2 separate regions of the Homo sapiens genome follow, and region 2 is linked to region 1. Evidence: read pairs that join two places in POLR2A ChIA-PET (ENCODE). Cell type or tissue: B cell. All regions are shown on one strand. Links, peaks and the distances in the headings refer to the core of each region. The heading gives the core; the rest is flanking DNA.

The links. Peaks named below come from ENCODE experiments on the same cell type or tissue, not always from the same donor. Only the 100,000 strongest peaks of a DNase experiment are listed, where the experiment ranks them.
Region 2: POLR2A ChIA-PET joins it to region 1 with 11 read pairs; 2 of 35 experiments call an interaction of 5 or more read pairs at or near these places.

The regions. Positions count from the first base shown.
Region 1 is chr19:53,875,880-53,878,790 of GRCh38, reverse strand. It overlaps MYADM (myeloid associated differentiation marker), which reads right to left. Exons shown (of 3, transcript NM_138373.5): 3 at 2,356-2,911. Among named protein-coding and RNA genes, the nearest start is that of PRKCG, 4.9 kb to the left of the region's middle. In B cell, for the core only: no CTCF peak of the experiment used is centred there; DNase peaks (open chromatin) are centred at 1,190 and 1,966; H3K27ac peaks cover 702 bases.
Region 2 is chr19:53,552,812-53,555,722 of GRCh38, reverse strand. The region is part of intron 2 of ZNF331 (zinc finger protein 331); the gene reads right to left. Among named protein-coding and RNA genes, the nearest start is that of ZNF331, 16 kb to the right of the region's middle. RefSeq lists enhancers at 1,560-1,759, 1,830-1,879. In B cell, for the core only: no CTCF peak of the experiment used is centred there; DNase peaks (open chromatin) are centred at 1,182 and 2,332; H3K4me3 peaks cover 1,940 bases; H3K27ac peaks cover 2,500 bases.

The DNA of each region.
Region 1 (2,911 bases), core at 108-2,607:
CAGGCTGGTCTTGAACTCCTGGGCTTAAGCGATCCTCCCGCCTTGTCCTCCCAGTGTTGGGACTACAGGCGTGAGCCTCCGCGCCGGCTGATCATGGAATATATATATATATATATATATATATATATATATATATATATTTTTTTTTTTTTTTTTTTTTTTTTTTTTTCAGACGGAGTCCCGCTCTGTCTCCCAGGCTGGAGTGCAGTGTGGCGCGATCTCGGCTCACTACAACCTCCGCCTCCCAGGTTCAAGCGATTCTCCTGCCTCAGCCTCATGAGTAGCTGGAACTACAGGTGCCCTCCACCACGCCCGGCTAATTTTTGTATTTTTAGTAAAGACGGGGTTTCACCATGTTGGCCAGGATGGTCTCGATCTCCTAACCTCGTGATCCACCCGCCTCAGCCTCCCAAAGTGCTGGGATTACAGACGTGAGCCACCCGCCGGGCCTGATCTGGGAATTTTGTAGGGCTTATATTTATTTGTGTATTTGTGATTCTCCTGAGGTCCGGGAAATATGTAGGCGGAGGATTACCTAGGTGCCCAGGCAAGAGACTGAAGGCACAAACTGTTTCAGTATAATAAACAAAATAGTTAGAATAAGAATAGTCATAATACAAATTAGATGTAGAGATGATCATGGACAATTATCAATCATTATTATAAACATTATTAATCATTAGCTTTTAATATTACTCTTTGCTGCATTACTAATGTAAGCTAGGAATAACCGGCAGGTATAGGGTCAGGTGCTGAAGGGACATGGTGAGAAGTGACCTAGAAGGCAAGAGGTGAGCCCTCTGTCACGCGCACATCAGGGCCGCTTGAGGGGTCCTTGGTCAAGTGGTAACGCCAGTGTCTGGGAAGGCACCCGTTACTTAGCAGACCACGAAAGGGAGTCTCCTTTCCTTGGAGGAGTCAGGGAACACTCTGCTCCACCAGCTTCTTGTGGAAGGCTGGATATTATCCAGGCCTGCCCGCAGTCATCCCGAGGCCTAAACCCCTCCCTGTGGTGCTGTGCTTCAATGCTTACACTCCTCCTTCACTTTCATTCTCCTCCCATACTCCTGGTTCCTCTTTGAAGTTCATAGTAGATAGCGGTAGAAGAAATAGTGAAAGTCTTAAAGTCTTTGATCTTAGAAGTGCATAGAAGAAAACACTGACGTATGCTGCCTTCTGTCTCTGCTTCGGCTACCTAAGAGGGAAGGGCACCCTGTCCCGTGATCACGTGACTTGCTTCACCTTGTCAATCACTTCGAAGATTCACCCTCTTTACTCTGCCCCCTTGTCTTGTATGCAATAAATATCAGCGAGCCCAGCCGTTATGGGCCACTACCGGTCTCTGCGTCTTGATGATAGTGGTCCCCTGGGCCCAGCTGCTTTCTCTTTATTTTTGTCTTGTGCCTTTATTTATTACAATCTCTCATCTCTGCACATGGGGAGAACACCTGCTAAGCCCCATAGGGTTGGAGCCTACAGAAATGGACAAGATGGCCTTCTGTGGGACAGAGATTGGTTGCAGTAGCTCATTTGATCTTTATGAAGGTCTTCTGTTGACCAGGTATATTCAGAGGCTTAGATTGGAGGGTAAGGAGGGAGCTGATAGTGGGAATGGAGGCGGGATCAGATCATGAAGGCCAGACCCAGGGGCTTTGATAGTGCCTATAGGCAATGGGCTACGGAAGGACTTCAGCAGGGAAGGGCAGGATCAGATCTGCATGATGAAAGAATCCCTCTGGAGCCAGGGTGGGATGGAGGAGAAGGAGGCTGGGGCAATAGCTCAGGTGAAACAAAATGGAACTTGAGCTGGACCAGGAACCTGGAGAAGAGGGCGGTAGAAATGGTATTTAGGGGGAAGAATAGACAGTGTTTGATGAGGGACTGACTTGAGTAGACGGGGGGAAGGTACCACCATGTGCTTGGGTTCTCAGCTCTGAGAGGCTATTACTGAAATGGGGGGACCTGGGAGGACGAGGTGACTGGGGAGGAAAGCTCCTTCACTCAAATTAGGACGTTGTATTTGTGAGGTGCTCAGGGGACAGACTCCAAGGAGGGAGAAGTCTAGTTCATTTCTATCCCACCCAGCCCTCCTGGTTTGAGGAAGTCATTTAGAAGACCTAGATCCAGCTAGTATCTTCTGATGAGGCCAAGGTTGTCTTGGCACCAACCCTATTCTCCCACTAGACCCAAGAATCTGGCCCTTGCCCCTCTCCGAGAGTCCTCCCCCGCTTTTCTTTTTTATTTTTTTGTAGAGACGGGGTTTCACCATGTTGGCCAGGCTGGTCTCAAACTCCTGACCTCAAGTGATCCGCCCGCCGTGCTCGGCCGCCCTCCTCATTAAGAAAGCACAAGTCCTTCTTTTACCTTTATATTGATATTTAAAAGAAAAAGAACATGATGGATACGGGAATGGGGGAAGGGACAACGGTTCTACGATTAACAACAGGAACTGATAGGAACCAGAAGCTCCAGGGATTTAAAAAAAAATAAAATATATATTTATACATTTATATATATATATATATATATCACGTTATGTATGTGAGTCCCAGACAAGCAGGAAGCAGCAGCAAGAAGCAACTAGCACACAGAAACACCCGTGCGTGTGCACTACACATTCAAGCAAAGCCATTCCTCTAGCTAGGACGCAGCAATCCCCACCCTCCCACCTACGGGCAAAAGAGAACAGCTGAAAACAAACTTCCCTCTTTAAGGGCCACTCAGTAATTTTTGTCCTCATGGCCAGGAAAAAGAAAGAAAAACAAAACAAAACAGAAAAGGTCGATCTTGCCTTGAAAGCGGGCAGTGGCTATTTTCTTCTCTCTGCCAAAGCAGGACACGTTATTCTTAACACAGAGGGCCACATCGCTGTCCCTCACAAATACTTCAGACAGTTGTCTTCAACATCCTG
Region 2 (2,911 bases), core at 140-2,639, 320 kb after region 1:
ATGAAGCGTGGAGCTGCCCCTCTCCCTGTCTCCCACATCAGGGACGTGTCCCTCTACAGGAGGAATTCTACTCCTGAGGCCACCGTCTCCTGTCACTCAGGCGCCCTGAGTGGAGAGCACTTCTAGCTCTGAAAGCGTCACCTCATGGCTGTTTCTGCCTTCTTGTTGGTGAATTTCCTGGCAGGGCTCAGGCACTCCCGTCCTTCCGCGGCCCTTGTTCTCAGGCAGGTACCGCTTGGTTAGGAGGTGAAGGCAGGGGAAGCAGCAGAGACGCTGGAGCTACAGGTTGTGCTGTCACACACACCTGCGTCACCCAGAAGGCCCGATCATCCATCCCAGCACAGAGAAGCTGGAGCTACAGGTTGTGTTGTCACACACACCTGCGTCACCCAGAAGGCCCGATCACCCATCTCAGCACAGAGACGCTGGAACTACAGGTTGTGCTGTCACACACACCTGCGTCACCCAGAAGGCCCGATCACCCATCCCAGCACACAGAAGCTGGAGCTACAGGTTGTGTTGTCACACACACCTGCGTCACCCAGAAGGCCCGATCACCCATCTCAGCACAGAGACGCTGGAGCTACAGGTTGTGCTGTCACACACACCTGCGTCACCCAGAAGGCCCGACCAACCATCCCAGCACAAGCCTGCACTGATGGCTCAGCCTCACCACAGCACACACTGGCCTGAGACACATCTGCGCCCCTCATACCCACTAACGCCCAGCACGGCCACGCTGCCGGCCCCGCCACTCCACACAGTGCAAAGGCACATCCGTGGGCCACGGAGACCCGTCCTGATCGCCGCCCCCACATATCCCCCAGAGCGCACCTCACAGAACAGAGTCCCGGGGACGCACTGCCGAGGTTCACAGGTGCGGGTTCCGTCGCCCCAAAGCCTCGGGAGCACCCCAGCCCTAGTTATGGGGAGAGCCCGGCTGCGTCACCCCACACCCTCTCCAGCAAGTGCGTCACCGCTAGAAGCTCCGTGCCCGTCTCCCCTTGGAGCCATGGGCGCCAATCTCACCTGCGCGGACTGGCGGAGACACAGCGGTTGCGTCACCGGTGCAGAAGCGCACCGAGCACGGCCCCCATCACCCCCAATGACGCTTGCGTGCACCCGTGTCACAGTTACGGGAGATAGAGCCGCCGCGTCAGCCTCGCACTCCCACGCAAGTGCGTCACACAGTCGGTCCCGCCACCCATGGAGGCCAGCGCGCATGCGCACCCCGGACTCGGGAGGGGCCTCCCGCACCCAGCGGCCGGAGCGCGCAGGCAGCAGCAGAGCCCGACACGCATGTGCGTGCACACAGATCCTGACACGCATGTACACCCAGACCGCGACATGCACGTGTACGCGCACACAGACCCCCAACGCATGCGTGTGGCCAGACCTTGATCCGCATGTGCGACCAGACCCCGACACACATGTGCGCGTGCACAGACGCTGACACATGCACACACTGACACGCGTGCGCGCCCTTCCCACTCCTTCCTTCTTTGGCCTCTCCCGAAGCCACAGGCGCACTCGGCGGTCCCCCTACCCCCATGCTTGGCGCGCACCCCTGGGTTCCTCCTAGGAAGCGAATGCCCTACTCAGGCCCAAACACACAGGGGCTTCGGGAAGGGGTGAGAGGCTTGAGGAGGGCGATGTCTGGGGAAACCAGAGCCCCAAGCCCCGTGTCCCAGCATGCAGCGCCTTAAGTTCCTGGGGGGCCTCTGGGAAACGTAGTCTGGGCCGGTCCCAGGCAGGGGCCTCAGGGCGCGTTCCAGGCAGGCAGCCCCACACTGAGTCCATCTTGCTCCCTGCAGACGCCCGTTCCCGGCTGGGAGAGGGGCTGTGTCACCCCAGCTGGGAGCCCGTCTGGCCTCTGAGTGGGGTGATGCCGGGTGAGCCATGGCTGTCATCAGAAGGGTATCCTCTCCTAGCCCCTCTGGAGCATCACCTGGAATTCTCTGCAGGCCGCCAGCACAGGCTGCCCGAGGTGCTATTCGGTGTCCCTTGCTTGCTGGATTGTAAACAATGTACAGGCAGCAGTTATGCCCAGTTAGTCCCGCTCTCATTCCAAGTACTAATGTCACAGGGTCTACAGGATGTTGCAGGTACTACTTAACCACAGTCTCATTTTGACTCAAAATCCCACTTTTTAGAATTTATCCCAAGGAAATAGCTAGAGTAGTACACACATGTATGCCCAAGATGTTTGGAGATTATCTTGTGTGGGAAAGTTTTTCTTTTAAATTGATACAACCGTAGATTCTTAGGTAGTTGTACACATAATACTGAGAAAGCCTATGTATCTTTCACCTGGTTACACCAATTGGTGATTATAGTATACAGTATAATATCACCGCCAGGACATTCACAATGACATCATCCATTGATGTTATGCAAATTTCAAGACACTAATTTTTTTTTTTTTTTTTTGAGATGGAGTTTCACTCTTGTTGCCTAGGCCAGGATTACAGGCATGAGCCACTGCACCCAGCCAAGACAGTAATTTTTAAAAATGAAAATCTTGCAGAAGATAGAGGAAAATATCACAGTAGAGTACAGAATAAATAAATTAGTCTGTTATATAATGGCATAAAATACATTTACTAATAGTGATACTGATTCATGTAAATTGAAAGACGGTATCATTAATTACTAAGAGAGGAAGGTAGGTTTGAAAGGGTATGTATAATTTGGGAGGAGATATTTTGGTGAAATTAAGAACATAGGCTCTATGTTCTTAATTTCTATAACTTTCAGAATGTGAATCTGAGCTCTAACAGTTATTAACTGCTTGTTTCCTCACTAGTAAAATTGGGATAATAATACTATAAGGTATGACTGTCTCAGCTATTAAATATCAGAATATCTAATACATACGGCAATATGTAAAGATTTTTTAAGTTTGTGGTTA